3 separate regions of the Homo sapiens genome follow, and regions 2 and 3 are each linked to region 1. A link is an interaction called in ENCODE POLR2A ChIA-PET data of the cell type or tissue named here. Cell type or tissue: GM12878. All regions are shown on one strand. Each heading gives the region's core, and the rest is flanking DNA. Links, peaks and the distances in the headings are about the cores only.

Region 1 (10,807 bases), core at 1,739-9,738:
TGGGCAGACTTTTTTTTGTTAATTTTTTACTTTAATTTTAATGGATACATAGTAGGTGTATGTGTTTATGGGGTACATGAGCTATTTTGATGCAGGCATACAGTGCATAATCATGTTGCGTAAATGGGATATTCATCACCTCAAGCATTTATCATTTATTTGTGTTACAAATATTCCAATTATACTCTTTTAGTTATTTTTAAATATACAATAAATTTTGTTGACTGTAATTACCCTGTTGTGCTATCAAGTACTAGATCTTTTTTTTCTTTTTTACTTTTTCTAACCTTTTTTTTTTTCTGAGACAGTGTCTCACTCTTGCTCAGGCTGGAGTATAGTAGCATGATCACAGCTCACTGCAGCCTTGACCTCCCATGCTCAAGCAGTCCTCCTGCCTCAGCCTACTGAGACTACAGGCTTGAGCCACCATTCCTGGCTGTTTTTTAAAATTTTTTGTAGAGATGGAGGTCTCACTGTGTTGCCCGGGGTGGTCTTGAACCAAATACTAGATCTTACTCATTCTGTGTGAGTATAGTTTTGTACCCACTCTCCACCACTATCGTTCCCAGCTTCTGGTAGCTATCATTCTACTCTCTATCTCCATGAGTTCAACTGTTTTAATTTTTAGCTTCCACAAATGAGTGAGAACATAAGGTTTGTCTTTCTGTATCTGGCTTATTTCACTTGACACAATGTCTTCCAGTTTCATCCATGTTGTTGCAAGTGACAGGATCTCATTCTTTTTTGTGGCTGAATAGTACTCCCATTGTATTGCTAGACACTTAAGTTGCTTCCAAATCATGGCTATTGTGAATAGTGCTGCAATAAATATGGGAGTGTACATATCTCTTCAATATACTGATTTCCTTTCTTTTGGGTGTATATCTAGTGGTGGGATTTCTGGATCATATGGTAGGTGTGTGTTTAGTTTTCTGAGAAATCTCTATACTGTTCTCCATAGTGACTGTACTAAAGTACATTCCCACCAACAGCATGTGAGGGTTCCCTTTTCTGCATATCCTTTCCAGCATTTGTTATTGCCTCTCTTTTGGATAAAAACCATTTTAACTGGAATGAGATGATATCTTGATGTAGTTTTGATTTGCAGTTCCCTGATGATCAATGATGTTGAACACCCTTTCATATACCTGTTTGCCGTTTGTATGTCTCCTTTTAAAAATGTCTGTTCAGGAGCCGGGCACAGTGGCTCACGCCTGTAATCCCAGCACTTTGGGAGGTTGAGGTGGGCAGATCTTGAGGTCAGGAAATCGAGACCATCCTGGCTAACATGGTGAAACCCCGTCTCTACTAAAAATCCAAAAAATTAGCCGGGCGTGGTGGCAGGTGCCTATAGTCCCAGCTACTCAGGAGGCTGAGGCAAGAGAATGGCATGAACCTGGGAGGCAGAGCTTGCAGTGAGCCGAGATCGTGCCACTGCACTCCAGCCTGGGCGACAGAGCAAGACTCCATCTAAAATAAAAAAAAATGTCTATTCAGGGCTAGGGATGGTGTCTCACGCTTGTAATCCCACCACTTTGGGAGGCCGAGGCGGGCGGATCACTTGAGGTCAGGAGTTCCAGACCAGCCAGGCCAACATGGTGAAACCCTGTCTCTACTAAAACTACAAAAATTAGCTGGGCATGGTGGCACGTGCCTGCAATCCCAGCTACTTGGGAGGCCGAGGCAGTAGAACTACTTGAACCCAGGAGGCAGAGGTTGCAGTGAGCCAAGATTACGCCACTGCACTCCAGCCTGGGTGACAGAGCAAGATCCGTTTCCAAAAAAAAAAAAGGAAAAATGTCTATTCATATCTTTTGCCCATTATTTAATCAGATTATTAGGTTTTTTTTTTCCTATTGAGTTGTTTGAACTCCTTGTCTATTCTGGTTATTAATCCTTTGTCAGATGCATAGTGTGCAAATATTTTCTCCCATTCTGTGGGTTGTCTCTTCATTTTTTTGATTGCTTTGTTTTGCAGAAACCTAAGTTGATGTGATCCCACTTACCTATTTTTGCTTTGATTACCTGTGATTGCGGGGTGCTACTCAAGAATTACTTGCCTGGACCAGTGTCATGGAGAGTTTCCACAGTTTTTTCTTTTAGTAGTTGCATAGTTTGAGGTTTTGGATTTAAGTCTTTAATTCATTTTGATTTGATTTTTGTATATGGCGAGAAATAGGGGTCTAGTTTCATTCATTCTTCTGCATGTGGATATCTTGTTTTCCCAGCACTATTTATTGACAGTCTTATTTATTGAAGGCTGTCTTTTCCCCAGTGTTATGTTCTTGGCACCTTTGTAAAAAATGAGTTCACTCTAGATGTATGGATTTATTTCTGGGTTCTCTCTTCTGTTCCATCGGTTTATGTGTCTGTTTTTATGCCAGCACCATCCTGCTTTGGTTACTACAGTTTGTAGTATAATTTAAAGGCATAGAATGTGATCCCTCCAGTTTTGTTCTTTTTGTTCAGGCTAGCTTTGGCCATTCTGGGTCTTTTGTGGTTCCATATAAATTTACAATGATTTTTTTCTATTTCTGTGAAGAATGTTATTGGTATTTTGATAGGGATTACACTGAATCTGTAGATTGCTTTCAGTAGTATGGACATTTTAACAGTATTGATTCTTCCAATCCATGAACATGGAATATCTTTCCTTTTTTTTTTTTAATGTGTATGTCTTCTTCAGTTTCTTGTATCAGTATTTTATGATTTTCATTGTAAAGAAAGAGATCTTTCACTTTTTTTTTTTTTTTTTTTTTTGAGACAGAGTTTCACTTTTGTTGCCCAGGCTGGAGTGCAATGGCACGATCTCAGCTCACTGCAACCTCCACCTCCCGGGTTCAAGTGGTTCTCCTGCCTCAGTCTCCCGAGTAGCTGGGATTACAGGGATGCACCACCATGCCTGGCTAATTTTGTATTTTTAGTGGAGACGAGGTTTCTCCATGTTAGTCAGGCTGGTCTCGAACTCCTGACCTCAGGTGATCCTCCCACCTCGGCCTCCCAAAGTGCAGGGATTACAGGTGTGAGCCACCGCGCCTGGCTGAGATCTTTCACTTCTTTTGTGATACTTATTCATAGGTATTTTTTTATTTGCAGTTACTGTAAATGGAATTACTTTTTTGATTACTTTTTCAGATTATTTGCTGTGGCATATAGAAATGCTACTGATTTTTGTGTGGTGATTTCATATCCTTCGACTTTACTGAATTAGTTTATCTGTTCTAATAGTTTTTTTGTGGAGTCTTTAGGTTTTTCCAAATATATAAGATGATATCATCTGCAAACAAGGATAATTTGACTTCTTCTTTTCTAATTTGGATGCCCTTTATTTCTTTCTCTTGTCTCATTGCTCTAGCTTGGACTTCCATTACTATGTTGAATAATAGTGGTGAAAGTGGGCATCCTTGTCTTGTTCCAAATCTTAGAGAAAGACTTTCAATTTTCTCCCATTCAGTATGATACTAGGTGTGGGTCTGTCTTATATGGCTTTTATCGTGTTGAGGTATGTTCCTTCTATCCCCAGTTTTTTTTGGATTTTTGTCATGAAGGGATGTTGAATTTTACCAAATGCTTTTTTTAGCATCAATTGAAATGATAGTATGATTTTTGTCCTTTATTCTGTTGTATCATGTTTTATTCTGTTCTATCATGTGATATATCACGTTGATTGATTTGCATGTGTTGAACCATCCTTGCATCCCTGGAACAAATTCCAGTTGGTCATGATGAATGATCTTTTTAATGTGTTGTTGAATTCAGTTTGCTAGTGTTTTGTTGAGGATTTTTGCATCAATGTTCATCAGAGATATTGACCTGTAGTTTTCTCTCTTTTTGACATATTTGTCTGGTTTTAGTAATACTGATGAGTATTACTGGGTCTTAGAATGAGTTTGAAACTATTCCCTCCTCCTCCATATTTTGGAATATTTTGAGTAGGATTGGTATTAGTTTTTCTTTAAATGGCACTGAAGCCATTGGATCCTGGGCTTTTCTTTGCTGAGAGACTTTTTATTATGGCTTCGATCTCATTACTTGTTAGTACTCTAGTCAGGCTTTGGATTTCTTCATGGTTCAATCTTGGTAGGTTGTATGTGTCTAGGAATTTATCCATTTCTTCTAGGCTTTCTGATTTGTTGGCATATAGTTGCTCATCGTAGCCTCTAATGATCCTTTGAGTTTCTGCAGTATTAGTTGTATTGTCTCCTTTTTCATCTGTGATTTGATTTCTTTGGGTCTTGTATCTTTTATTTTTAGTCCGGTTAAAGGTTTGTTGATACTATTTGTCTTTTCAAAAAAATCAAGTTTACATTTTGTTGATCTTTTGTGTGTTTTGTTTCAATTTCATTCATTTCTGCCCCGATCTTTATTACTTCTTTTCTTCTACTAATTTTGTGTTTGGTTTGCTCTCGCTTTTCTTGTTCTTTAAGATGCATCATTAGTTTGTTCATTTAGCGCCTTTCTCCTTTTTTTGATGTGGGCACTTATTGCTTGCTATAAACTCACCTCTTAGTACTGCTTTCACTGTATCCCATTGGTTTTGGTAGTAGTTGTGTTTCTATTTTCATTTTTTTCAAGAAATTTTTCAATTTTTTTCTTAATTTTGTATTGACCCCCTGCTTAATAAGGGGCATATTGTTAACTTTCATGTGTTTTTGTAGTTCCCAAAGTCCATCTTGTTACTGATTTCTAGTTTTGTTCCATTGTGGTCAGAGAAGATACTTGTTAGTTTTTGTAGGTTAGTAACAATATTTGGATTATACTAAGGAGTTTTTATCTAGAGTTATAGAGATTTTCTTAGAATGCTGCCATGGTAGAGAATAAGTGGGTGGGTATATAGGGGAAAACAACATTTTGAAATATGTTTCAAATTTTCCAGATTAAACAGTTAAAAAGAACAGGTGGTGAACCTAGAGAATAGTGTTTTAGAAACCGAGACACAGGATTTCTTAATAGTGGGCAACTTTGTCAGGGACTGCAAGAGAGATCACCTAGAATAAGGACTGAAAAGATGTCATAGGTTTCAGCAGCTGGTTTCATGACCTTTGCAACCGCAGTTTTGGTGGAGTGTTTGGGCTAAAACCTGGCAGCAGCATTTTGAGAAATGTGTGGAAGGTAAGAACATGGAGAAAGGATATGATCACTATGTGAAAAAAAGTTGTTTCATTATAAAAGATTACAAACTTATGATTTTTAAAATATTAAAGAGAAGTATGAAGTGAAAAAAAACCCTGCCCCTTTTCCTTTCTCATCTTCTCACCTGTTTCCTCCAGTTTTAGTCTCTAGTTTTACTCTTGAGATTTGTGGCTACTGAATGAATGGAGTGTCAATCTGAATGGGAAAGAGAATTTTTTTTTTTTTTTTTTTGAGACAAAGTCTCGCTCTTGTTGCCCAGGCTGGAGTGCAATGGTGTGATCTCGGTTCGCTGCAACCTCCGCCTCCCAGGTTCAAGCGATTCGCCTGCCTTAGCCTCCTGAGTAGCTGGGACAACAGGCACGTGCCACCACGCCCAGCTAATTTTTGTGTTTTCGTAGAGACGGGGTTTCACCATGTTGGCCAGGCTGGTCTCAAACTCCTGACCTCAGGCGATCCACCCACCTTGGCCTCCCAAAGTGCCGGGATTCCAGGTGTGAGCCACTGCACCTGGCCTGAAAGAGGTTTTTGAGAGGGAGACTCAGAAACGCCTTTGCCTGAGAAGAGCTAGGAAATAGAAGGAAAGAAAAAAATGGAACAGAGGAGCTCAGAGAAGATAAAAGGAAGTAGGGATGCAGTGGTCAAGTGGGAGAAAAAAAAGGAGAGGCACTCTTTTCTTTGAGTAGCCAGGAAAAAATGACTTTGTTTTTCTTTCTCAATTAGCAGACCAAGCTGTATGCTGGTGATTGAGGTTTGGATAGGGTTGGTGGCATCTAGTGTGTAGTAACTATGGGAATTAGCAAATCAATGGCAGAGTGAAGGACTCACTTTCACTCGCTCAGGTCCAAACTAGGCTTTAAATGACTTCTTTTTTTTTTGAGACAGTCTTGCTTTGTTGCCCAGGGTGGAGTTCAGTAGCACAATCTTGACTCACTACACCCTCTGCTTCCTAGGTTCAAGCGATTCTTCTGCCTTAGCCTCCCGAGTAGCTGGGACTGCAGGCACACACCACTGTGCCTGGCTAATTTTTGTATTTTTAGTGGAGATGGGCTTTCATCATGTTGGCCAGGCTGGTCTCGAACTCCTGACCTCAACCCGCCTGCCTCGGCCTCGCAAACTGTTGGGATTACAGGCCACCACACCTGGCCTGAATGACTTTTTCACTGAGGAATGCCATAGTCCAGGCAGATGTGCCACCTCATTGATCGCCAGGGATGACTCAGTTGTCTGGCTAGTTGGGTAAGGGAGGTGTTTTTTCCATCACTTCTGTGTGTCTGTTACTAAAACTGTTCATTTATATTTCACAGCAGCTCAAGTGCAACTGTTCTTCAGTACTTTTGTAGCTTTTCATTTCTGTGACTCCTTTGAGGAGGCTCTGTCATGTGAAAGGAAAAATTTGATAAAATGATTACATGGAGACTTCTAACTAATCGTATTGTGGCAATGGAACTACTTTCACTTCCTCTTTTAAAGAAACAGGTAACAGAAAGCCTCCTCTTTAGACTTTCCCATTAGACACATAGCAGTGACAATTTAAACTGTGGTCAGTAGCCAGGCATGGTGGTGCACTTCTGTAGTCCCAGCTATTTGGAAGGCTGAGGCAGGAGAATCGCTTGAACCCAGGAGGCGGAGGTTGCAGTGGGCCAAGATAACACCATTGCACTCCAGCCTGGGCAACAAGAGCCAAACTCCATCTCAAAAAAAAAGAAAAAAAATGTGGTCAGGAATAGATTCTGTTTGCTGTATTTGGGATATATACAATGTTAAGAACAAAATGGCCAGGTGTGGTGGCTCATGCCCATAATTCCAGCACTTTGGGAGGCCCAGGCGGGAGGATTGCTTGAGCCCAGGAGGTCGAGGCTGTAGTGAGCCGTGATCATGTCACTGCATTCAGCCTTGAGTGACAGAGTGAGACCCTGTCTCACCAAAAAAGAAAACCAAAGAACAAAATTTTATATCTATATACATTGGTGTCTGTGAACCTCATGTGGTATTTTTATGCAAATAGAAATGGAAGTTATATGTTACCTACTTCAGAAAATTGAATTGTCTAAATAAATATCTAAATATTTGTCCTTAGGCCAGGCACGGTGCTTCACGCCTATAATCCCAGCACTTTGGGAGGCCGAGGCAGGCGGATCACCTGAGGTCAGGAGTTCAAGACCAGCCTGGACAACATGGTGAAACCCTGTCTCTACTAATACAAAAATTAGCTGGGTGTGGTGGCACACACCTGTAATCCCAGCTACTCGGGAAGCTGAGGCAGGAGAATCGCTTGAACCTGGGAGGCAGAGGTTGCAGTGAGCCAGGATCATGCCACTGCACTCCAGCCTGGGTGGCAAGAGCAAAACTCTGTCTCCAAATAATAATAATAATAAGTAAATAAATATTTGTCCTTGTCATATATTTGTTTATAAATATGAGATTATTTTTTCTAAAAATTTACATTATGAAATTTGTTTAGTAATCATCACATTTAGGGGTTTTAAAGTGACCTTTACTTTACTTTTGTGTTTTTTAGGAGACCCGTGTACAGTATCATCTCAGTTGGAGTTAGAAGAAGCCTTTAGACTTTATGAGCTAAACAAGGATTCTGAACTCTTGATTCATGGTAAGAGAGTAGTCATTTCATACTCGTCCAGACTGATAATTTCTTTGAAATCACTCTTTATTCTTCACCATTTTGAAACATAATCTTAATGTCATTTTCTCAATCTCTGTGACTCATGCCTAAGTAATTGTCGTTATTTAGTAGTTTCTCACGTGCTACAGAAGGTAAAATTAATCTGCTGCTTATAGTCTGGGGAATTTTGTGGTCTCTGTATGTCTTGTTGGATATTAAAATGTGATATCTCAGTGTATCACAGCAAATTTATGATAGAACTTAAAAATTGAGAGCCTGGGGAATCTAAGTCATCTACTTGAAATTTTGTTATGTATACAAATAATGACCTCCAAAGGTAAGGTATCTTAAATATCCTTTCTTTTGCTTAAAGGTTAATAGTGAAACTATTTACATGATTCCTTTATTTTTGAGACAGTCTCACTCTGTCACCCAGGTTGGAGTACAGTGGTATGATCTCGGCCCACTGCAACCTCTGCCTCCTGGGTTCAAGCATCTCAGCCTCCCAAGTAGCTGGGATTACAGGTGTGCACCACCATGGCTGGCTAATTTTTATATTTGTAGTAGAGACAGGGTTTCACCATGTTGGCCAGGCTGGTCTCGAACTCCTGGCCTCAAGAGATCCGCCTGCCTTGGTCTCCCAAAGCACTGAGATTACAGGCATGAGCCACTGCACCAGGCCCATTTACATGATGCTTTAGAGACATTAATATGTTTATACCTCAGCAACCTTGAGATGTAGGAAGTGGCATAGAAGAAGTAACCTAAACTCAGTTATCATTGTAACTGGCACGTTGTAGACCTGGATTGTGAATCTAGGAATTCTGATTCCAAATTTGTGTTTCATTCAACTATGCTAACCATCAAAAGTCATGTAAAACTTTTTTTTTGTTTGTTTTTTTGAGGCAGTTTCTCTCGCTCTGTTGCCCAGGCTGGAGTGCATTGGTGCAGTCATAGCTCACTGCAGCCTTGACTTCCCAGGTTCAAGCGATCCTCCCACCTCAGCCTCCTGAGTAACTGAGACCACAGGCACTGCCGCACCACTATGACTGGCTAATTTTTTTTTTTTTTTTTTGTATAGATCGGATATCACTATGATGCCCAGGCTGGTCTCAAACTCCTGTGCTCAAAGAGTCCTACCACCTGGGCCTCCCAAAGTGCTGGGATTAGAGGTGTGAACCACCATGCCCAGCCAAGAACCTCTTAATATACTGCATTTAATTGCAATATATTGACAGTATTTCGTTGAACATTTTTGAGAGCTATGAGACCAGACTTAGGAATCTTCTAAAAAAGTGAAACGAATGTAAATCTTTCCTTAAGTATAATGAATCATTTCAGTGCCTTATTATTATTTCTTTGTATTTTCCTTTACAGTGTTTTTTTTTTAAAAAAAAAAAAAAAACAGTGGTTTGATTTTATATTTTATTTGAGACACAGTTTCACTCTGTTGCCCAGGCTAGAGGGCAGTGGCACAGTCTCAACTCACTGCAACCTTGGCCTCCTGTGTTCAAGTGATTCTCATGCCTCAGCCTCCAAAGTACTTGGGATTACAGGCGCCTACCACCATGCCCAGCTAATTTTTGTATTTTTAGTAGAGATGGGGTTTCACCATGTTGGCCAGGCTGGTCTCGAACTCCTGACCTCAGGTGATCTGCCTGCCTTGGCCTCCCAAAGTTCTGGGATTACAGGCGTCAGCCACTACGCCTGACCTGATTTTTTTCTACCTCCAGAATTTGACATAGTGACTCACAAGGGATCCATAATGTACTTTGTTGAGATTCTAAAAGAGCTTTAAGAGTCTATTTTTTTTGTCATCTCTTTCCAGAATAAAATTACAATGAATGCATAAAGAAGTGATTGATGAATGGTATTAAACAGTCAGTTTTAAGTCTTATTGCCTTTTAATACTACATCACAGATGTTTTCAGAAGCTAGCTTACGTTTCAGCTTTTAAAAATATGCATTAGGAACTGTGCTTCCTATAGTCTGTGCTCTTTATTAAACTGTGTCCTTTAGTACATCACAGACTAAGAATAGCTGACTAGATATTCATAAATACATTGTTGCTTTATATTCTACCTTGTTATAAAAATGGTTTTAATTAGTATATACATTTAAAGTTTCTAATGTAAATTTACATTTTTGATTTTGGTACTGTTTCTGGTGTTAATTTATTCCTAAGTTTAGTATACATCTTTTAAAAACCAATATTTTATGTTCCATATTTGTATACATTTTTGTAATTTAATTTTCATCCTTCATTGTGACAAACTTGTCCTACTATACCAAGGATTTAAGGCGATATTAGTTAATGATTTCTTTAAGGATAAGAAAATAATTCATGATGTAACAGGGACTGGAATTAGTCATTTGAGCTTCTGATGCATTGGTTTTTTTGTTTTGTTTTGTTTTTGTTTTTGTTTCTGAGATGGTGTCTCATTCTGTCACCTGGGCTGGAGTGCAGTGGCATGATCTCAGCTTACTGCAACCTTCGCCTCCCAGGTTCAAGTGATTCCCGGGCCTCAGCCTCCTAGGGAGCTGGGATTACAGGCACATCACCATGCCAGGCTAATTTTTTTTGTATTTTTTGGTAGAGACAGAGTTTTACCATGTTGGCCAGGCTGGCATCCCCTGACCTCAAGTCATCCACCCACCTTGGCCTCCCAGAGTGCTGAGATTAGAGGCGTAAGCCAACGTGCCCAGCCTAATGCATTGTTTATAGACATGTTTGTTTTCATAAGAACTTTTTTCTTTCTTTCTTTTTTTTTTTTTTTTTTAACATCAACAAAGCAAGGCAAATAAAACCTTCTTTTGTGGCCGGGCGCGGTGACTCACGCCTGTAATCCCAGCACTTTGGGAGGCCGAGACAGGCGGATCATGAGGTCAGGAGATCGAGACCATCCTGGCTAACACGGTGAAACCCCGTCTCTACTAAAAATACAAAAATTAGCCGGGCATGGTGGCGCGTGCCTGTAGTCCCAGCTACACGGGAGGCTGAGGCAGGAGAATGGCGTGAACCCGGGAGGCGGAGCTTGCAGTGAGTCGAGATCG
Region 2 (10,807 bases), core at 1,691-9,690, 110 kb after region 1:
CCACAGAACTCACTCAGACTGTGTTGGAAGGGGAATCTATTTCTTGTTTTCAAGTTGGAGGAGAAAAGAGACTCTGTTTGCCCCAAGTCTTAAATTCTGTTCTCCGAGAATTTACACTCCAGCAAATAAATACAGTGTGTGATGAACTGTACATATATTGTTCAAGGTGTACTTCAGACCAGCTTCATATCTTAAAGGTACTGGGCATACTTCCATTCAATGCCCCATCCTGTGGGCTGATTACATTAACTGATGCACAAAGATTATGTAATGCTTTATTGCGGCCACGAACTTTTCCTCAAAATGGTAGCGTACTTCCTGCTAAAAGCTCATTGGCCCAGTTAAAGGAAACTGGCAGTGCCTTTGAAGTGGAGCATGAATGCCTAGGCAAATGTCAGGGTTTATTTGCACCCCAGTTTTATGTTCAGCCTGATGCTCCGTGTATTCAATGTCTGGAGTGTTGTGGAATGTTTGCACCCCAGACGTTTGTGATGCATTCTCACAGATCACCTGACAAAAGAACTTGCCACTGGGGCTTTGAATCAGCTAAATGGCATTGCTATCTTCATGTGAACCAAAAATACTTAGGAACACCTGAAGAAAAGAAACTGAAGATAATTTTAGAAGAAATGAAGGAGAAGTTTAGCATGAGAAGTGGAAAGAGAAATCAATCCAAGGCAAGTTTTTTATATCAATTTTTAATAATGGTAATGGTTTACTTTGAAATGAAAATTCTATGTTTAGTGTGTAACTTAACCTGTATGTTGAACATTGCTCATGCAACAACAACAAAATACCGATTGATATATTTGTATTGCAGTTTTTAGGCCATAAAGTGCTTTGCAGTATGTTTCCTCATTTGACTTTCCAAACATCCTGTGAGAGAAGTAAGACTATTATTCCGTTTTACAGATAAAGTGAATGAAGCTCAGAGAGATAAAATGACTTTCCCAAAATTATGTAGCCAGGGAGTGGAGGAGTTAGGGCTTCTTTTTTTTTTTTTTTTGTGCTTTTAGTAGAGGCCAGGTTTCAGCATGTTGGCCAGGCTGGTCTTGAACTCCTGACCGCGTGATCCGCCCACCTTGGCCTCCCAAAGGGCTGGGATTACATCCTTGAGCCCCTGTGTCCAGCCAGGGCTTCTTTTTCTTATCCTCTTTGGCACACATCTTGCTTCTTGACCACTACATCTGTTGTTTTTCTAGGACTCGATAATTTGCGCTTTGGTGTTATCTCCATTTGCAAATGGTACAATGGCCACAATTCCCGTGGGCTCAAAACAGCATTTTTCAGAGATACACCTATGATTTCTGATGTTTCTATGTTTGGATATTCAGGCTTGCTCAATATTTGAAACAAATGGAAAAGACATGTATCTGAAGAATTTGTGATTTGAAAGGAATAACAAAAAAAATGACAGCTAGAGTAAGGAAAAGTTATTTTAAACTAATAAAATATTAATATAAAAACCTGCCGGGCTCAGTGGCTCACACCTGTAATCCCAACACTTTGGGGGGCTGAAGTAGGTGGATCACCTGAGGTCAGGAGTTTGAGACCAGCCTGGCCAACATGGTGAAATCCCATCTCTACTAAAAATACAAAAATTAGACGGATGTGGTGTCGCACACTTGTAATCCCAGCTACTCAGGAGCTGAGGCAGGAGAATCGCTTGAACCCCGGAGGCGGAGGTTGTAGTGAGCCGAGATTGTGCCATTGCGCTCCAGCGTAGGCGTCGAGGGAAACTCCATCAAAAAACAAAACAAAACAAACAAACAACCTATCAACAGGTGGGAGCAATGAATGGCTCACAATCCCAGCACTTTGGGAGGCCCAGGTGGGCAGATCACTTCAGGTCAGGAGTTTGAGACCAGCCTGGCCAACATGGTAAAACCCCATCTCTACTAAAAATACAAAAATTAGCCAGGCATGGTGGTGTGTGTTTGTAGTCCCAGCTACTTGGGAGGCTGAGCCAGGAGAATCGCTTGAACCTGGGAAGCGGAGGTTGCAGTAAGCCGAGATCACGCCACCACAGTCCATCCTGGGCGTCAGAGTAAGACTCCATTTCAAAAAAAAAAAACACAACCACCTATCAGCCAAGGTATCATAATTTTATTTTTCCTGCTGCATTATCTAGTAGGCTAAACTATTATTTTCATTCCAAGGTTTTGAATGCCGAGGTAATGGACAAGATTGGGATTATTAAATATTTAGTTTCTTGATCGGGTTGTTTTATATTTTTTCCTATTTGACTAAAATTAATGTGTAATAACAGTTCCTAACACTAAGTGTTTAAAATGTGGCAAACATTATTCTTGAGCAGTTTTACATATATAATTTTATTTAATTCTTAACAAGAGGTTGGCTGTGTTTCATTTAGGAACTTTGAATTTTTCCACTATTAGTTTTGATTCCTTGAAATATCCTTGCCCATTTCTATTTTACAGAAGAAATGAATAAAGCATATTAAATGACTGACTGAAGGTTTATTCACAGCAAAGTTAGAGCTTGGACTAGTCCTTAAGACTTGGGATCCTGAGCTTTATTCTGGTGCCTTTAAGGTTTTGAGGGAAATTTAGTTAACAGTGTAGTTTAAGACATTGGTTAAGCCTAATGAAGATAATAATTTTAGACTCATTTATGGTAGTTTGCTGCTTGCTGCTTCCAGAAGACCAGCACTTTGAAATTTCTTGCCAGTGGCTGCTAGATAAGTTTATATTCTTCAGGTGTAGTTATTAACTGATTTTTTTTTTTTTGAGACAGAGTTTCGCTCCTGTTGCCCAGGCTAGAGCTCAGTGGCGCGATCTTGGCAGATTGCAGCCTCCGCCTCCTGGGTTCAAGTGATTCTCCTGCCTCAGCCTCCTGAGTCACTGGGATTACAGGCATCAGCCACCACACCCTTTAATTTTTGTTATTTTTAGCAGAGACTGGTTTCGCCATGTTAGCTAGGCTGGTCTCAAACTCCTGACCTCGGGTGATCCACCCGCCTTGGCTTCTCAAAGTGCTGGGATTACAGGTGTGAGCCACTGCTCTCGGCCTATTAACTAATTTTAAATCAGGATTGACTTCAAGCCAGTGCTCAGTGTAGAACTTGCTTACAGTTGGACTTGTCCCGTGCTGAAGTTTGTGCTCAGAGATTATATTTCAAAATGTGGAATGCCCCTTTTGATATTTGTGATATCTTGCCCCCAAGCTAATTAGGTGCTGTACTTTTTTTTTTGTAGAGACAAGTCTTGCTCTGTCGCCGAGGCTGGAGTGCAGTGGCACGATCTCGGCTCACTGCAACCTCTGCCTCCTGGGTTCAAGCAATTCTCCTGCCTCAGTCTTCCGAGTAGCTGGGACTTCAGGCGCCCACCGCCATGCCCAGCTAATTTCTTTTGTATTTTAGTAGAGAGGGGGTTTCACCATGTTGCCCAGGCTGGCCTCGAACTCCTGAGCTCAGGCAATGCGCCTGTCTCTGCCTCCCAAAATGCTAGGATTACAGGCGTGAGCCACCATGCCCAGTGGTGGTCTACTCTTACATGTCTGTTGGAGGCCACATTTGCCAGATATTGTTGCTCCCGTCTTTTTTTTTTTTTTTTTTTTTTTTTTTTTGAGACAGAGTTTCGCTCTTATTGCCCAGGCTGGAGTACAATGGCGCGATCTCAGTTCACTGCAATCTCCACCTCCCAGATTCAAGTGATTCTCCTGTCTCAGCCTCCCAAGTAGCCGGGGTTACAGGTGCCCACCACCATGCCTAGCTTGTTTTTTGTATTTTTAGTAGAGATGGGATTTTACAGCCTAGCCGGCTGGTCTTAACTCCTGACCTGAGGTGATCCGACCTCCTCGTCCTCTCAATTGCTGGGATTACAGGCATGAGCCATGGCGCCTGGCCCGCCCCAGTCTAATTATTAGTCTGACATAAGTGTATTTTGGATAAACTACTTTTCCTAATATTCTTGCTCTGTGTTTATGTGAAAAACATCTGAGAACCATGATAAAGGTTTAAAAAAAAAAAGATGATGGATTAATTTACTTAACTGAAACAATGTGCTGAGGTTTGGTTAACACTGAAACCATCCTTCGTCTGGGATGTAATCCCTTTTTGTCCCAGAATTCACTGATTTGAATACATTTTCGATTTTAGGAAGGTGTGAGTTTCTTTCTGATCTTTTTGCTGTGTTATATTTTGCAGTATTTGAATTAGTGTTTGTGGTGTATTTTGATATTGCTTGTAATTTTATGTGAATTTGAGAAATTTAAAGGAATTTAAGAAAATTTCAAACACCCATACTTTAAGAAAGATTCTTTTCTTTGGTTCATATTTAATACGTACTTGAGTGGTTGTTTTATTATGCTTACCACTTCACGTTTTAAAAACGTACTCAGAACATTGTGAAGTACACTTATTTTTTAGGGTCTGTGAGGAAGGTGAATGACAATATTTCCACCTCTTAGATGAGTCACATGCTCCTGGTTGTATAACCAGAATCAGGAGTTGAATACAGGGCTTCTAACTCGAAGTTTAGTAATTTTTCACTATTTGCCCCTGAAGCACATGTTAGTAGCAGAAACTGAATTTTGAGAAACATTAACTTTTCTTATCAATTTACCTTAGTACAGGTTGAGCATCCCAAATCCAAAATCTGAAATGCTCTAAAGGCCAAAACTTTTTGAATGCTGACATGGCACTCACAGGAAATGCTCATTGGAGTATTTCAGATTTTGATTTTTGGATTTGGGATGCTCAACTGCCATATCGTGCACATATTCCAGAATCTGAAAAAATCAGAAATTCAAAATACTTTTGGTCCCAAGCATTTCTGATAAGGGATATTCAGCCTCTATGATGGTTCTCAAACTCTGTTTTAACCTGCATATAAATTTAAATACTAAGGTATTTAACTGAGAATGAGATAGTCCTTGACTGAGGAACAGTTTTTATTTTCTTCTGTGAGTCATTGAGTTGGTTGCCAAACAAGCCAAATTGACCCAGAGGGAGCTCATTTTAAAAAGTCAAACTAGGCTTTTTTTTTTTTTTTTTTTTTGAGATGGAGTTTCGCTCTTGCGCCCAGGCTGGAGTGCAATGGCGCGATCTTGGCTCACTGCAACCTCCGCCTCCTGGATTCAAGCGATTCTCCTGCCTCAGCCTCCCAAGTAGCTGCAATTACAGGCGTCTGCCACCATACCCAGCTAATTTTTTTATTTTTAGTCCAGACGGGGTTTCACCATGCTGGCCAGGCTGATCTTGAACTCCTGACCTCAGATGATCCACCTGCCTCGGCCTCCCAAAGTGCTGGGATTACAGGCATGAGCCATTGCGCCTGGCCTTTTTTTTTTTTTTTTTTAAGACTGTACTAAATATATTAACGTGTTATGTAAAGGACCTGATGTTTGGTGTGAATACTGACATGATTTGACATGCGTATATAGTTTATGTAATCAAAGTATTGCTTTTGGATTAAAAAAAGTCCTGAAACTCAGTAAGTTGTTCGAAATGAAACAACTTAATTATTTTACAATTATAAAATATGTAATATATTAATACATTTTAATGTTAATAAGTTGTAGTATCTTGTAAATTATAAATAATTTGAAATGAGACAACTTAATTAAATATAGCTAATAACTCTTTCTTACTCAAGTCGCCATAAGAAATATACTTGATTTTAGGCCAGGCGCGGTGGCTCATGCCTGTAATCCCAGCACTTTGGGAGGCTGAGTTGGGTGGATCACCTGAGGTCAGGGGTTCGGGACCAGCCTGGCCAATATGGTGAAACGCCATCTCTACTGAAAATACAAAAGTTAGCAGGGGATGGTGACACACGCCTGTAATCCCAGCTACTTGGGAGGCTGAGGCAGGCTTGAACCCAGGAGGTGGAGGTTTCAGTGAGCCGAGTTCACACTGCCCTTCATCCTGGGTGACAGAGTGAAACTCTGTCTCAAAACACACACACACACACACACACAGACACACACACACACACACATACTTGATTTTAGATCTGCCTATGTTGTTCTACAGAATGTTGTCAAGTTACTTACCTGATACGAGCTTTTTGTGTTTTTTATTGGAATAATCATTATTTTACTTTAAACTGTATAAATACATGCAAACATCACATTCCTGATTCTTTTTCACATCTTCAGTGGATATTCAGCAAAATCAGAAGTAGATCAAATATATGTAAACAAAAATAGAAAATTAAAATAAATTTGATCTAATTCTAATTTTGTTGAATATTACGTTTGTATGAAAAAAAGATCAACAGGCAAATTAATCATTTGTAAATAAAATTTGAAGAGTAATGTTTACTTAAGATTATTTTCAAACATATTGGAAGTGGTCATTTGTTGTAGGTGATTCTTCACTTTTTTTGTTTGTTTGTTTGTTTTTTTTGAGACGAGAGTCTCGCTCTGTTGACCAGGCTGGAGTGCAGTGGCGCGATGTCAGCTCACTGCAAACTCCACCTCCCAGGTTCACGCCATTCTCCTGCCTCAGCCCCCTGAGTAGCTGGGACTACAGGTACCCATCACCACGCCTGGCTAATTTTTTCTATTTTTTTAGTAGAGACGGGGTTTCACCGTGTTAGCCAGGATGGTCTCGATCTCCTGACGTCGTCATCCTCCCAAAGTGCTAGGATTACAGGCGTGAGCCACTGCGCCTGGCCGATTCTTCCCTATTGTAGCATGTGGCTGACAGTCTCCACTTTACTAAGTTAAGAACTATATATACCCTTTTTTTTTTTTTTTAAATTGAGATGGAGTTTCGCCCTTGTTGCCCAGGCTGGAGTGCAATGGCGCAATCTTGGCTCACTGCAACTTCCGCCTCCCAGGTTCAAGCAATTCTCCTGCCTCAGTGTCCCTAGTAGCTGGGATTACAGGTGCCTGCCACCACACCCAGCTAATTTTTTGTATTTTTAGTAGAGATGGGGGTTTCACTATGTTGGCCAGGCTGGTCTCGAACTCCTGATCTCAGGCAATCCACCAGCCTCAGTCTCCCAAAGTGCTGGGATTACAGGCGTGAGCCACCGTGCCTGGCTAAAATTTAAACTTTTAACATTTAGACTGGACTACTCTTAGGTAAGTAAAATATTTTAGTTTTTAATCTACTTAGGGGGGAAAAATCTCTATAGATTACTTATGATACAAACAGATGACCTAAAGATAGCAACTTAAAAAATTTTTTTTCCCTGAAAGCGTATTAGCCGTTTGAGAGTTTAATTTTGCATTTTCGTTTCACTTCTTCATTTCTGTAGAGATCATTGGAGTAATAATAGTACAAAATATTTCTCCCCTCTTGCAAGCTTTTAATTATACTTGTATTAGGCAGCGTATTTGTCAGTATAAACCTAATTGAGATAAGGAACAGTAGAATGGGCAACTACAAAGAGTTGTGTTGGGACAGAATGTGATCTAGTAATAATTGTGGTGGATTTGATGGTGATTTGCTACCCCAGTGATACAGATTATATTTTGCAATTAGCAAAATTTTTGATCAAGTGGGGATAAGTTGAGAGTCAGATGAAGTATTTGTGCTCATATGAGGGACCATTATGAATACTTTTGTCTAACTTTCTAAAATTAGTAACTGTTCCCACTAGTTTACAGAGTATTTTTTCTATTTTTTTGGAACCGAGTTCAAAGCCTGGCATGTCAAAGGCACTCAATTAAATTTTTCTTTTTTTAACTGAATAGATTTTTGAAAAATAACACTAAACTATATTTTAGAATATTTGGATTTTCTTTTAAAGATGGCTTAACCTTTAAACAGATACAATTTGCACATAAACTGTTAATATAATTCATCAAACAAGAGAATGAGCATTTTGGAAGTTAAGAGCCTTTACTGCAGAAATGTAGGATGGTATTTCAAACTACTATTGAAATATTATGTATTTGAGGAGTCCTCCTTTCCTCATTTTCTTATCTAGAATTATATTTCTGAGACAAACAAGATAACTGAATGTTGGGTTCAAATGTATCTCATTTATAGTTTTTTTTACACAGTAATTACAGTAGTTGGATATTTGCTTACTAAAATGAAGTGTGCAAGAAGAAAGTGTGAAACAGTTTTTTTATTATAGAAGCATTTTCTGAATTATTTCATTATTTTCGACTTGTTACCCAAAAAGATACATTGATTGGAGATAGTGCCCATTCCATTTATTCGGTTGATACCACATTGGGGTTTTGAATGATGGAGACCAATACAGACCTGCTTAGATTGGATAAGGTTTTGTTTAGTGCCTTTCTCATTTTTTACAAAACGACTTTTATAATAACTTCAGAGTAATCAAGTTTTTGGAGCTCATTCTGTTAATAACAGGATATGTGGACCCTCCCTATCCCTGGCATTTTTTTTTTTTTTTTTTTTTTTTGAAATCTGTAGAGTGGCTTTGCAAATAGTGCCCCCTGTGGTTTAGGAAATAGAGCCTCTTTATTTTTATTATTAAAAAATAGAATTGTTAGCATATGATTTTTGAAAGTTAGAAATTTATCCTTTTTGTTTGAGAAATGGGAAAAAACTTAGAAACTTTAAAGAAGAAAAACAAAAAAGAGATGGCCGTGTTTTCAGAGTAGGCCTGGATCATCATAGTCAGCCAGTAGTTTTCTCGTAGCAGTGCATATGTTATCAATTATGCCACTGGGAAACCAAAGAAGTAATCAAGAATTGGGCTAATTTTTTTTTTGATAAGGAGTTTTGCTCTTGTAGCTCAGGCTGGAGTGCAATAAGGCAATCTCGGCTCACTGCAACCTCCGCCTCCTGGGTTCAAGTGATTCTCATGCCTCAGCCTCCCTAGTAGCTGGAATTACAGTCATGTGCCACCATAGCTGGCTAATTTTTGTATTTTTTGTAGAGATGTGGTTTCACCATATTGGTCAGGCTGATCTCGAACTCCGTACCTCAGGTGATCTGCCTGTCTCAGCCTCCCAAAGTGCTGGGATTACAGGCGTGAGCCACCGCACCCAGCGAATTGGGCTAATTTTAATCCCTTTAGAATTCTGGGAGTGGAAAGTGATTGTCGAGCTAGAATTCAGTTTGTTCCTAGTAAAGGGGTAGAACTTGTTTGAGAATAGCTTTGGTAATAGCTTGAATCTGTATTTTGTTCACATATAGAATTTTATTCTACTGGGATTCATATTACATAAAATAAGGATTTTATTAGACTCTAGAAAGCAAAAGAATATATAAACAATGCATCTTGTTGTAAGATGTGATTTGCTTCCGGCTGCGCGCGGTGGCTCACGCCTGTAGTCCCAGCACTTTTGGGAGGCTGAGACGGGCGGATCATGAGGTCAGGAGATCGAGACCATCCTGGCTAACATGGTGAAACCCCGTCTCTACTAAAAATACAAAAAATTAGCCGGGCGCGGTGGCAGGCGCCTGTAGTCCCAGCTACTCGGGAGGCTGAGGCAGGAGAATGGCGTAAACCCGGGAGGCGGAGCTTGCAGTGAGCCGAGATCGCGCCACTGCACTCCAGCCTGGGAGACAGAGTGAGACTCCGTCTCAAAAAAATAAAATAAAATAAAATGTGGTTTGCTTCAATCACTAACTCATTATATTAGGCAGAAAGAATGAATAGGAAAGATATAAAATTAGTTTGAGTCCTTTTGATTTCATGACTTCTAGACTTAAGAGTGGATCATAGAAATATGTAATATTTCTATATATACATATATATGTATATATACAGAGAGAGAGAGAGAGAGCCCCCCCCCCCCCCCCGAGCAGGAGTTCATCTTATAGTCTTACAGTCTTCTTATATCTTACAGTCTTCGAATCTAGAATGTGGTAGATGCCTAATAAAGGTTTGGATAACAGTGAAGTCTAAGTGGCCCTATAAAGTTACCAGTGATTCTCGAAGAGGGAAACAGGTTTAGTTTTAAAACAAACCAGCATTTCGTTTTTATTTGTGATGTTGAATTTATTCTGAGATTTCAAATGGCATTAAAAGTACATATTTTGCATTTTTTATGGGAACAAGGAATTAAAAAGCTTAAGAAACTTACTAAAAGTTTGGGTAACATAGTTTGACCCTGTCTTTACAAAAGATTGAAAAAAACAATTAGCTGGGCTTGGTGGGGCATGCCTGTAGTCCCAACTACTTGTGGGGCTGAGATGGGAGTATCGCTTGAGTTGGGGAGGTTGAGACCGCAGTGAGCTGTGATGGCACCTCTGCACTCCAAGCTTGGGCAACAGAGCAAGACCCTGTTTTTCTCAAAAAAAACAAGACAAAACAAAACTTAATAAAAATGATTTAAGACTTCTATGCTTTTTATAGTCTATGTTAAATTTTTTTGTGTGATTATGAAAACAATATAGGCCCATTGTAGTAAATACTAAAAAAGTACAAAGAAGAAAACACAATTTCCTCATAATTGCACCATGTGATAACTGCCTCTGGAATTTATTCATTTGCGTATGTAATTGTAACTGTGTTTGTGCAAAAGCATTTCTAGAGTGCATAAGTATTAATAAAGGAGTAGTAGGCCTGGTGCGGTGGCTAACGCCTGTAATCCCAGCACTTTGGGAGGCCAAGGCAGACAGATGATTTGAGGTCAGGAGTTCGAGACCAGCCTGGCCAACATGGTGAAACCCCATCTCTACTAAAAATAATAATAAAAAAAATAGCTGGGCATGGTGGCACACGCCTGTAATTAGAGCTACTTGGGAGGCTGAGGCAGGAGAATTGCTTGAATCCAGGAATCGGAGGTTGCAATGAGCGGAGATCGTGCTACTGCACTCCAGCCTGGGCAACAGAGTGAGACTCTGTCTCAAAAAAAGAAAAAGAAAAACAAAAGGAGTAGTTACTGGAATAATACTTTTGGA
Region 3 (10,807 bases), core at 1,145-9,144, 500 kb before region 1:
TCTCGCTCTGTCACCCAGGCTGCAGTACAATGGTGTGATCTCGGCTCACTGTAACCTCCACCTCCCGGGTTCAAGTGATTCTCCTGCCTCAGCCTCCCTACCAGCTGGGATTACAGGCACCTGCCACCAAGCCCAGGTAATTTTTGTATTTTTAGTAGAGATGGGATTTCACCATGTTGGCCAGGCTGGTCTCGAACTCCTGACCTCAGATGATACACCTGCCTCGGCCTCCCAAAGTGCTGGGATTACAGGCGTGAGCCAACATGCCCGACCAAGAGTTGGTTTTTAAATTAGAAAACACAGCATTATAACTAAAACTATGGGAGGGCTTCCAAAGGAGGAATCAGGTCAGATACTCAAGCTAAAACTCTAATTTCAGTGCAGTGGAAGAATGGCTGTGTCTTATCCCTTCCCACTCTACAACTAAAGAGTGAAAAAGAGAGAAGTTTGATAAATAAAATGGATCAGGAAGGTTGCAAGGACAGAGGTAACATTGCTTAAGGGACTGTGTCACAGATCTTGCTTACCCTCAATTTATCCTATATAAAATTCAGTAATAGTAGCTATAATACAGTGTTTTGTACTAATAAAATAAGACAATCACCTTAAAACAATCAATAAAGGTAGTTTGAGTGTTAGAAGAATAAAGAAACCCTTGCACATGACCCAGGCTCTAACTTCAGAGAAAAAAGAAGCCATAAGATATGAACCCCCTTAACTCCCTACCATGAAATCTTTAAACTGACCTGTATCTGATGGCCCATTTCCTTCCCTTTTGCTCTTTTCTTTTCTATGGAAAATCCCTCTTCTGCTGTACTGCCTTCCTAGAAACCTTTCTCCAGTTCCAGTCATCAACCTTTTTTGTTCTTCAGATCCCTTCCTATCAGCACATAAACATGGTTATTCAAAGCATTACTCAACTCATTACCCTGTCAGCTAACTCTCCTATTTCTCTCCTCTCCTTCATAAACTAAAGAACTATCTGTATCTACCATCTCTCCGTTAATTCCTACACCTCAATTCTCAATCTACTGCGTTCTGGCTTTCTGCCTCCCCAGTCCACCAAAACTACTCTTACCAATAGACAGGATGACTATATAATGTATTGTCCAAACTGGAATTTTTGAAAATACTATTTAAGTCCTTCTCCCCTGCCCATTGTGCTATGGCGTAAAACCCTGTTCATTTCCTTCACACTCTGGAATTATATATTTACTAGTTTACTTCGCACTGTCTGTCTTCTAGTTTACTGCCAAACTTCGGGGATATTGAAGTTTAGTTGCCCTGGTGCCTGGCATTCCCAGCACCTGGCATAATGTTGGCACTTAGCAGGAGCTCAGTAATTCTTTTTTTTTTTTACACGCAATACTTTTATTTTAGACATGCAAGGAAAGCTGTTTCAGAATCTACTAATTTAAAGCAAGCAGCTGTATATAGATAGCAAAAGAAGCAACATTTTGTTACAGCTTAGCAAGAACTTTTTAGAGAGCTATGTCTGAAGTCTGTTCTGCAATATCTGTTGCTTAATAATAACTCTTTCAAAGCATTAATGTTGAGTTTATATAGTTCAAAAATTCTAATATTCAGTTTTAACACCTAAATACTTATATTTTACTAGTGATGGCATTCTAATGTATTAAGTCCTCATTTAAATAATTAATACTTTGTTAACTGTGGCATTATATTTCTGAATTTTAAAACCTTTAATATTGGTAACTATTGCATATTCTTTTAATAAAACAGTAATTCTTTATTGGATGAATGGATACATGAATAAGCAGATGAAAAAATAAACAAATACCATGCAGAATACTTTTGGAAAATAGTGGCATAAATACTACAAAATTGAGAATACTATAGCTGGATCTTTGTCCTCTATTTAAAAAATCAGCAACAGAATCTCTGAGATGAAGGTTGAACAACCAAAAAAGGTCAGAGTTAACACCAGGAAAAAGGTAAGAACGAGTGGAGAAAAGTCGAGAGAACTGGTGAATTCAAACCATTTCCTCCATTCTTCTCCTTTGATACTTGCTATCTGTATAACCCTGTTTTAATTCCATATCTTGCACCAGAGAAAATTACACTAATGAACAGGTAAAACAATCTTTCTTTCTTTCTTTTCTTTTTTTTTTTTTTTTTTCAGATGGAGTTGCCCAGGCTGGAGTGCAATGGCGCAATCTCGGCTCACTGCAACCTCCACCTCCTGGATTCAAGTGATTCTCCTGCCTCAGCCTCCTGAGTAGCTGAGATTACAAGCTTGTGCCACCATGCCCAGCCAATTTTGTGTGTGTGTGTTTTTTTGGTTTTTGTTTTTTTTGTTTTTTTTTTGTATTTTTAGTAGAGACGGGGTTTCACCATGTTGGTCAGGCTGGTCTTGAACTCCTGACCTCAGGTGATCCACCTGCCTCAGTCTCCCAAAGTGCTGGGATTACAGGCATGAGCCACTGAGCCCAGCCCAATCTTTCTGGTTAAGGAACACCATTCTGTCTGATAGAGAGAGGAGACCTTTGAATGTGGAAGTCAAACACTCAGAAGGATTATCAACAGCAGTGCTATTTTTGCTATAGTCAGGTTGTTGCAATGAATACCAAAGAAAGATTTATTCCATAACAGGAATGACACTTTGGACAGCTATCAAATAACATTTACTTAATTATCTTTTTAACAGTCACTTTTTAAAGATTAACTTTAAGACAAATATTTAACTAGATAGATATTCTCCTATCAGTTATACATCAATCACATGAATCTGTCTGTAATAAACAAGCAACCAAATAAGGTGAGAGCTTCTACTGAGAAAAGGAAAAGTGGGAGTGGAAGATGGAGAAAGGTGAGAGAACTGTGAGTTTTTATTATTGTATATCTCATTATTGAAAAGCTACACATTGGACACATACACAAAAAAGAAAAAGTCTTTCACCTCTGAGAATAAATATTCCGAGCACGCTCTGTGTCCCAATTTCCTTTTTTTTTTTGAGACAAAGTCTCTCTCTGTTGCCCAGGCCAGAGTGCAGTGTGGTGTAATTGCCTCACTGCAACCCCCACCTCCTGGGTTCAAGCGATTCTCCTGCCTCAGCCTCCCAAGCAGCTGGGACTACATGCATGTGCCACCATGCCTGGCTAATTTTTTTGTATTTTTAGTAGAAACAGGGTTTCACCATGTTGGCCAGGCTGGTCTCGAACTCCTGACCTCAAGTAATCTACCCACCTCGGCCTCCCAAAGTGCTAGGATTATAGGCGTGAGCCACTGCGCCTGGCCCCCAGCTTCCTAGTTTTGGGGCCTACATCCCCGAATAGCACAGGGCTGTAAACAAGATTTGTTCTGCCCCAGAATGACAGCCCCTGTGCCTTTCCTATTTAATATTACAAATAATCACAAACCATGTCCATGGTATTTGGTAGTTGCAAAGGGTCTCAAATAGGAGAAAATTTACTTGCAAATATAGCCTCTGAAAGCTGCATGTCCTGTCTTTACAATGCCATCTGTCATTGTATCCAGGGAAGAGGGGTACAAATTGGGAGAAGAGCTGGTCCCAGAAGTCTCTGAGGCATGCCTCCTGTGTTGTAGAGAACATTTCCTTCTAGGACAGAAACCACGCTAACCTCTCTTCTAGGACAGTGCCACAATACAATTATTTGGTAAGATAGCAATCATATAGCAGTCATGCCAATTTTCCTGCATCAGTTAAGGTACTTTTGAGTGAAGCAACAAAACCCCTGACGCTAACTGGCTAAAACAATCAAGGTGATTCATCAGCTCATGTATTTGAAAAGTCGAAAGGCAGGGCAAGCTCACACATTTTGGAAAGTCCAAAGGCAGAGCTCCACCTCTCTTTCTCTGTGTTTCCCTGGGCTTTGCCCTTCTTTGTGAGTTGACTCTGTCCTCAAACTGGCCTCCCTCTTAGTTGCAAGTGACTGATAGGAGCAACACTAGTTACTAACGTCTTCATTCCCATTAAAGGGGAGAAAACTCTTACTTCACTCAGCCATTAAACTGAAGTTCAGCACTTTGTTCTGATGAAGCCATCCCAGAACCAATCATGATGGCAAGAGAGGGGATTAGAACCATCCTTGGATACAGGCAAGAGTCAATCCATCCTACCTATGATGCATGGCTGCAACTGAATGCAGGAGGAGGGTGTGATGCAGGAGAGGCACCACTATGTATGTATTCAGCCTCTGCATTGATACCCTTGACCCCCGTGACTTAATACTACACACACACACACACAACTCTGAGAAACAGATTCTGTGTTTTTAGCCATTATCTCTCTCCCTGCCATCTTTACCTCCTGCTTTATCAAAACTTTTGGCAGGGAAAGCAAGGCAGGAAAGAAGATGAGGAAAGATAAGACAGAGAAGATATAATGTGTCCTTTATTTTAGTAGTAGAAGGACTCTGGAAACGATTGAATGATTCAATCTGCATAGCTACTCAAGGTTTGCAGCTGTGGCCAGATCTAGTCCTGTTGACAACCAGATATACATAGTGATCAAGATAAATTCTATTTTGGGAAATTCCAGAAGAGAAAGTAACATAGGTAGATTACCCAGAGGTTCTATACAAGTCTGGACAATTCTCCTTCAAACAAAATACTACCCTTTGGGTTAGTGATGCACCCTTAGTAATTAAGTAAAGGAACAATCTAAAAACATAAAAAAATTTGTGCATAGTTATTCACGATAGCAGTAAAAAAATTGAAAACAAGTTAAATATTCATCTGTAGGTGAAGTGTTACATAGATTATGATACATCCATTAAATGGAACATTAGGCAACAATATTAAATAATGGTTCTGAAGGCTCTGTAATAACATGGAATAATATTTATAATTTATTACTAAATAAAAAAGCAGAATTTGACATATAATTGTCTAAAATATATATATCAGGTATAAAAAGAGACAGGTATAAAATATATACATCAGGTACAAAGAGAGACTGGAAAGAAATGTACCAAATAATGACCTAAATTTTAATTTTGTAACTGAAAAACATTAGAAAGCACTATTAATTACAGATATCTACTTAGCATTTGCCTCTGTGCTGGTGAAATCATAGTTACAATTAGCTGGTCTGTTCTCTGCCCCAACAGCACTCCATCATGCATTCAACAAACAATTATTGAGCACCTGTTATGTACTAGGCACCTGGGATCTGTCAATGAACTCAATGACTTGGGTTCTGCCCCTATCCTTATAACCCAGTGAAGAACACAGATAAGCAAATAATTTATTGCAAATTAGGAAAACATGTTATAAAGGTAATCAACAGAAGATCATAAGAGGAGGGGTAACCTGCTTCAAAAGGGGGTCAGAGAGGATTCTGAGGAGGTGATATCTAAGTTAAGACTTGAGGAGGAGAGAAGGGGCCAGGAACTACAAGTGCAATTTAAGCAGAGAACCCAGGATGAGAGTTTGGTACAAAGGAGGCTGGTGTGGCTGAAGCACAGTGCAAGAAAAGAAGAGGGTGTATTAGTTTGTTTTCACACTGCTGGTAAAGACATACCCGAGACTGGGAAGAAAAAGGGATTTTATTGGACTTACAGTTCCACCTGGCTGTGGATGACTCAGAATCATGGTGGGAGGCAAAAGTCACTTCTTACATGGCGGCAGCAAGAGAAAATGAGAGAAGAAGCAAAAGTGGAAACCCCTGATAAACCCATCAGATCTCGTGAGACTTATTCACTATCACGAGAATAGCATGGGAAAGACTGGCCCACATGATTCAATTACCTCCCCCTGGGTCTCTCCCAAAACACATAGGAATTCTGGGCGATACAATTCAAGTTGAGATTTGGGTGGGGACACAGAGGGGTAAGCAGGGGGCCAGATTATACAAAGCCTTGATAAGAATTTTGGATTTTATTCCAAGTGCAACATGAAGTCACTAAAGTGTTGTGAAGAGAAAAAACATGGCTCAGTTAGCCTTTTAATAAGATCACTCTAGTTCCGTTGTGAAGAATGAATTGGTAATGGGTGTGAGGCAAGATAAGAAGTAGAAAGACCTGTCAGGTCTTTGTAGAAGATGGTGAACTGGGCTGGGGCAGTGGCTAACACCTGTAATCCCAGCACTTTGGGAGGCCAAGGCAGGTGGATCACCTGAGGTCAGGAGTTCAAGACCAGCCTGGCCAACGTGGTGAAACCCCATCTCTACTAAAAATACAAAAATTGCTGGGCGTTGTGGCACGTGCCTGTAATCCCAGTTCCTTGGGAGGCTGAGGCAGGAGAATCACTTGAACCTGGGAGGTGGAGGTTGCAGTAAGCCAAAATCACACCATTGCACTCCAGCCTGGGCAACAGAACAAGACTCTCTCTCCAAAAAAAAAAAAAAAAAAAAAAAAAGATAGTGAACTAGATTAAGGTAGTAGAAATGAAGCCAAAGTGGGAGGATCACTTGAGGCCAAGAGTTCAAGACCAGCCTGGGCAATATAGCAAGCTCCTGACTCTCAAAAAAATTATTTTAAAAATTAGGCTGGCGGTGCACATCTGTAGTCCCTCTATTTCTCACCTTTTTTTATGATATTGTCACATTAATTTTGTAACTGAAAAAATTAGAAAGCATTATTAATTAGATTACTTAGCATTTGCCTCTGTGCTAACTCCTGGGCTCAAGTGACCCTCGCACCTCAGCCTCAGGGCTGCAGTGAGCTATGTCACACCACTGCACTCCAGCCTGGGAAACAGAGCAAGACCCAATCTCAAAAAAAAAAAAAATAGACCAGAGGACACGGCAGGGTGCGGGGAAAATGAGACATCAGCAGTGGTGCCCAGAAGACTGGTTTTAGCTCCTGGGTGTAGCAGTAGCATTTACGGGAAGGGGAAAGGGAAGAAAAAATAGATTTGGGGGATAAAATGATGAATTTAGTAAATTTAAATAACATGAGACTGCACCATATAATTTGCTTATAGAATCTCTCTCTCCAGGAAGACCTTTAAAGATGAGGAATATATGTTTCACCTTTGAAGTCTCAACACCCTGAACAATACAACATGTTGCAGACTAGGTATTTAGTGTTTGTTAAATGAACATCACAACTTTGCAAGTGGTTCATTCATTCCAGTATAATAAGATTCCAGTTATTGTGAAAAGCCATTTAAACTGTTTTCCTTACCAAGGAAAAGTTGATAGATGAGTAATTATTCTTTAACTTAAAAAGAGAATGAAAAAGTATGTGATTTTTTTAAAATTATTTTTTGTTTGTTTAGTTTTCTGTAAAGTAAAATAGCAGTTAAAAGCTAAAATGCGTGTATTTACATTCTTAGGCCTGCTACTGACCTTCTTCAAGTGATTTTACCTCCCAACGTTTCAGTTTCTCCATTTGCAGAAGGGAGATAATGGTGGTTGCCTTATCTCACAAGGATGTCATGAAAATAAGTCAGATAAATTGCTTTGCCCTCCTTGGAGAGGGGCTCTAGAAAGTAAGCATTATTAGATATGATGATGAATACCCACAACTTCAAAGATATTTTTAAATTGCCCCCCCTCCGCCCCCAAGTCTTTGAACATGTTAAGCCTATGAATAGCACTGGGGTAGGTGTTTATATATTTCTGGCAAGCTTTCACCTCTTGTTAAAGCAGTAAATGGTCTTTGAACAAACGTATTTCTCATTCTTTGATAACTATGCTTCCTTGTTTGTACACTTGAAAGATGATTATAATCTGGCATATGAGGTCAAGTTGAACTCCTTGGTGCCATTACAGTTCAAATGTAGCTTTAATTGAGTTTTTCTTCCAAGGTTGAAAATAAGTCACCCAGTTCACTTTAGCAAACTACTCGCATTTTTTAAAAAGATTGTGGGGAATGTAACTGTTTTTGCAACTGATATGTATAATGTTTTTCATTTTAGTTATAATATCCTCATTGATCATACAAAAAAGTCAGTATTTGTATTTCTTCATTATTGCATTTTTCTGTTTTCCTTAAATTGTTTTTAATAACTATAATTATGCCTTTTAACACTTATATAGACAGCCATAGTACACACATAAATATCACCAAAGTGAAAACCTAGAGCCCCAAGACAAAAAAAAAAAAAAAAATGATAGTCAAACATCATCTAGAGAAAGATTCTAGCTGCAGGTGTGCATCAAGTTCATAATTGGTGTTATTTTAAAAATTCACAAACCATTAGCACTTCCACCCTTCTCCATATATCTCTTAACTATATACCCAAGTCAAAACCACTTCCTGCCAGAGTAACTACAACATACCCATCAGAGCGCTGTAAAATCATTACTTGCAAAGTAAAGAGTAAGACAGACTTCTCCTCTCATTAATAATACCAGTTGCTGTCATATATATTACTCATATATTCTCCCCACAACCACCCTTCAAGGGAAGTCTTAGTACATCCGGTTGACACATGTGGAATGTAAAGTTGGGTGACTTATGCTAGATTCCCTCAGCTAGGTTAGAACAGGGTAAAAGTACAGGACCACAATAATATCCTTATTTCAATGTCTTCCTGTTTCCTTTTTATATCAAGGAAGAAATGAGAATTTGAGGCAACACAAATGAAGACCATATATACTTTGATACCTACCTAGGAGGGGAGATACAAACCAGAGTAAAGGAAAAATATGGGAAAAGTTGCCTCATTTCCACCTAGTGATGGTGGAACCCTTGGAACCCTCTTCACATCCCATAACGACTGACAGAATGGACACTGAAAAACAGGCCCACCCCTCAGGCAGAACCACTGGAAGAAATACCCTAACCCCTATACGTGAAGGATTAGCACTACTATTTTCAGAATATTATTAAAATTTAATTTTGAAACTTCTCTTTAGTGATATTCCCAGAAACCTATAACAGATACCACCAGTGTAAACTCCTCTCAAATACATTTATTTTGGGTAGGCCTCAAACTGGTAGGATGGTCCAAACCCTCACCCTTCTAGAGAAAGCACTCAGGAATGCTTAAATTTGCCTAGGCCAAAGGTCGCAAATTAATAGCCTATAATAGACCAGATTTTATCTCAAAACGTTTTTTTATTGGTGCATTGCAATGACTTCAGCTATCAACAACCTAAGCTAGGAGGTCCCCAGGCCATCCTTACATCTGACAAGCTGCCTACAAATTTAGGGGTTCCCACTACCCCTTCAAGTTTCATAATTCAGTAGAATGACTTAGAGAACTCAGGAAAGTGTTATTTCGGTTTTATTACAGTTTTATCATAGCAAAAGGATGTTTATTATAGTTATTATTATGGTTTTATTATAGCAAAAGGATTCAAATCAAAACCAGCCAAAGGGAGAGACACATAGAGTGAGGTCTGGGAGGGTCCCAGAAAGAAGGTTCCATTGTCCCTCTCCTCATGTCCTCAGGGACACATTTTCCTCCTAGCACACTGAGTACTGCCAACCACGGACGTTCATCCAAGCTTCAGTGTGTCCAGAGTTTTTATTGGGGCTTCATTACAGGCATGATTGGATGAATCACTAGTCATAAGGCTCAGACATGTGGCTCCAAGTCTCTCAAGAGGTCGGGCTAGTATCATGGGGCCCAAAGCCCCAACACTCTAATCACATGGCTGACCAACCCCCAGTCATGAGTCATCTCGTTAGTGTAAACTATTGGGTCTAGTCCAAGAGGCCTACCAAGAAAAGACACTCCCACCATTCTTGGTGAATTCCAAGGGTTTAGAGGCTACTTCCCAGGGTTCAGGAACAAAAGCCATCCAAATTCTTTACCATGCACTTATATAATATTTAAATTTTATTTCAATTTAGCTACCAACATTCTATAATCAGTGGTGTTGACATAAAAATCTGAATTTTTGTCTTCTCTTGCAATACTGACAATTTTAGGCTCAATTTCTGTAAGATTGCTGCCTCCTTAAAAAGGGAAGCTCATTCTCCCTACCATCTCTATAGTCTCCATTTTCTTATTCCCAGTGTGATTCACTTCTTTGTTTCCTTTCTGTCCACTGCAGACATTTAAATTTGCATATCCTGGGCTAATTCTTGGGTATTTTCGCTGTTTTTACTTCCATCACATATTATTACCTTAAAAGAATGAACATGAAGGAATGACAGTTACCTTTTGTCACTTCATTCTCATCTTATTTAAAACCACTCCTCCCTTACACTTTGTATGACGGTGGGTGCATGTGTACACACGCTTGTGCCTGTGCCATCTATTTGTCTCTTAAGTCTCGAGCCAGGCTAACATGGAATTTTTGACTGCAGAACCAGGACAAGCTGAATTAAAACTCAATGTCATCCTCAGAGTCAAAACCCATAACCAACTCCAGACCTTACAAAGGAAGCCCCTCATTCTGAAGGACAAAAGAAAAAGCATGTTTCTCAGTATTTTTAAAGCTAATGCTTCCTTCATACGCATAAAATTCTCACATCCTTCATGTGAAATACAACCTAAGTAACAAAATAAAGAGAACAAGTATCGTCATTTGCAAACTTCATATACCCTTTCTCTCACTATACCCCTTTGAGAATCACTGGTTTAAATAATATAAAAGGCATGAAACAAGCCCTAAGTACCTCAGGAACCATGTGGACATCTGTAGTCTCTCTCAGATACAGCTGTCACATAGACCTTGAAGTACAGTCAACCCTCAATATTCATAGATTCTGTATTTGTGGATTCACCTAGTCACCGAAATTGTTTATAATCTCAAAAGCAATACCTGCAGTGCTTTCATAGTCATTCATGGGCATGTGCAGAGCCCTGAAAAGTTTGATTTCCCCAACACATAGGTTCTCTTTTGCCTTTGTAGTCCAAAAAGGACACTATAAACAAGTGTCCTATTTCTGGTCTATTTAATGGCAAGTTTTTCACATT

What was found. Peaks named below come from ENCODE experiments on the same cell type or tissue, not always from the same donor. Only the 100,000 strongest peaks of a DNase experiment are listed, where the experiment ranks them.
Region 2: POLR2A ChIA-PET joins it to region 1 with 5 read pairs; 3 of 35 experiments call an interaction of 5 or more read pairs at or near these places.
Region 3: POLR2A ChIA-PET joins it to region 1 with 5 read pairs; 2 of 35 experiments call an interaction of 5 or more read pairs at or near these places.

The regions. Positions count from the first base shown.
Region 1 is chr3:170,252,318-170,263,124 of GRCh38, forward strand. PRKCI (protein kinase C iota) reads left to right here. Exons shown (of 18, transcript NM_002740.6): 3 at 7,652-7,741. Among named protein-coding and RNA genes, the nearest start is that of PRKCI, 35 kb to the left of the region's middle. In GM12878, for the core only: no CTCF peak of the experiment used is centred there; DNase peaks (open chromatin) are centred at 4,984 and 6,534; H3K4me3 peaks cover 354 bases; H3K27ac peaks cover 1,674 bases.
Region 2 is chr3:170,360,753-170,371,559 of GRCh38, forward strand. SKIL (SKI like proto-oncogene) reads left to right here. Exons shown (of 7, transcript NM_005414.5): 2 at 1-677. Among named protein-coding and RNA genes, the nearest start is that of SKIL, 8.4 kb to the left of the region's middle. RefSeq lists an enhancer at 1,055-1,555. In GM12878, for the core only: no CTCF peak of the experiment used is centred there; no DNase peak of the experiment used is centred there; H3K27ac peaks cover 1,030 bases.
Region 3 is chr3:169,751,179-169,761,985 of GRCh38, forward strand. No RefSeq gene overlaps it. Among named protein-coding and RNA genes, the nearest start is that of ACTRT3, 13 kb to the right of the region's middle. In GM12878, for the core only: no CTCF peak of the experiment used is centred there; no DNase peak of the experiment used is centred there.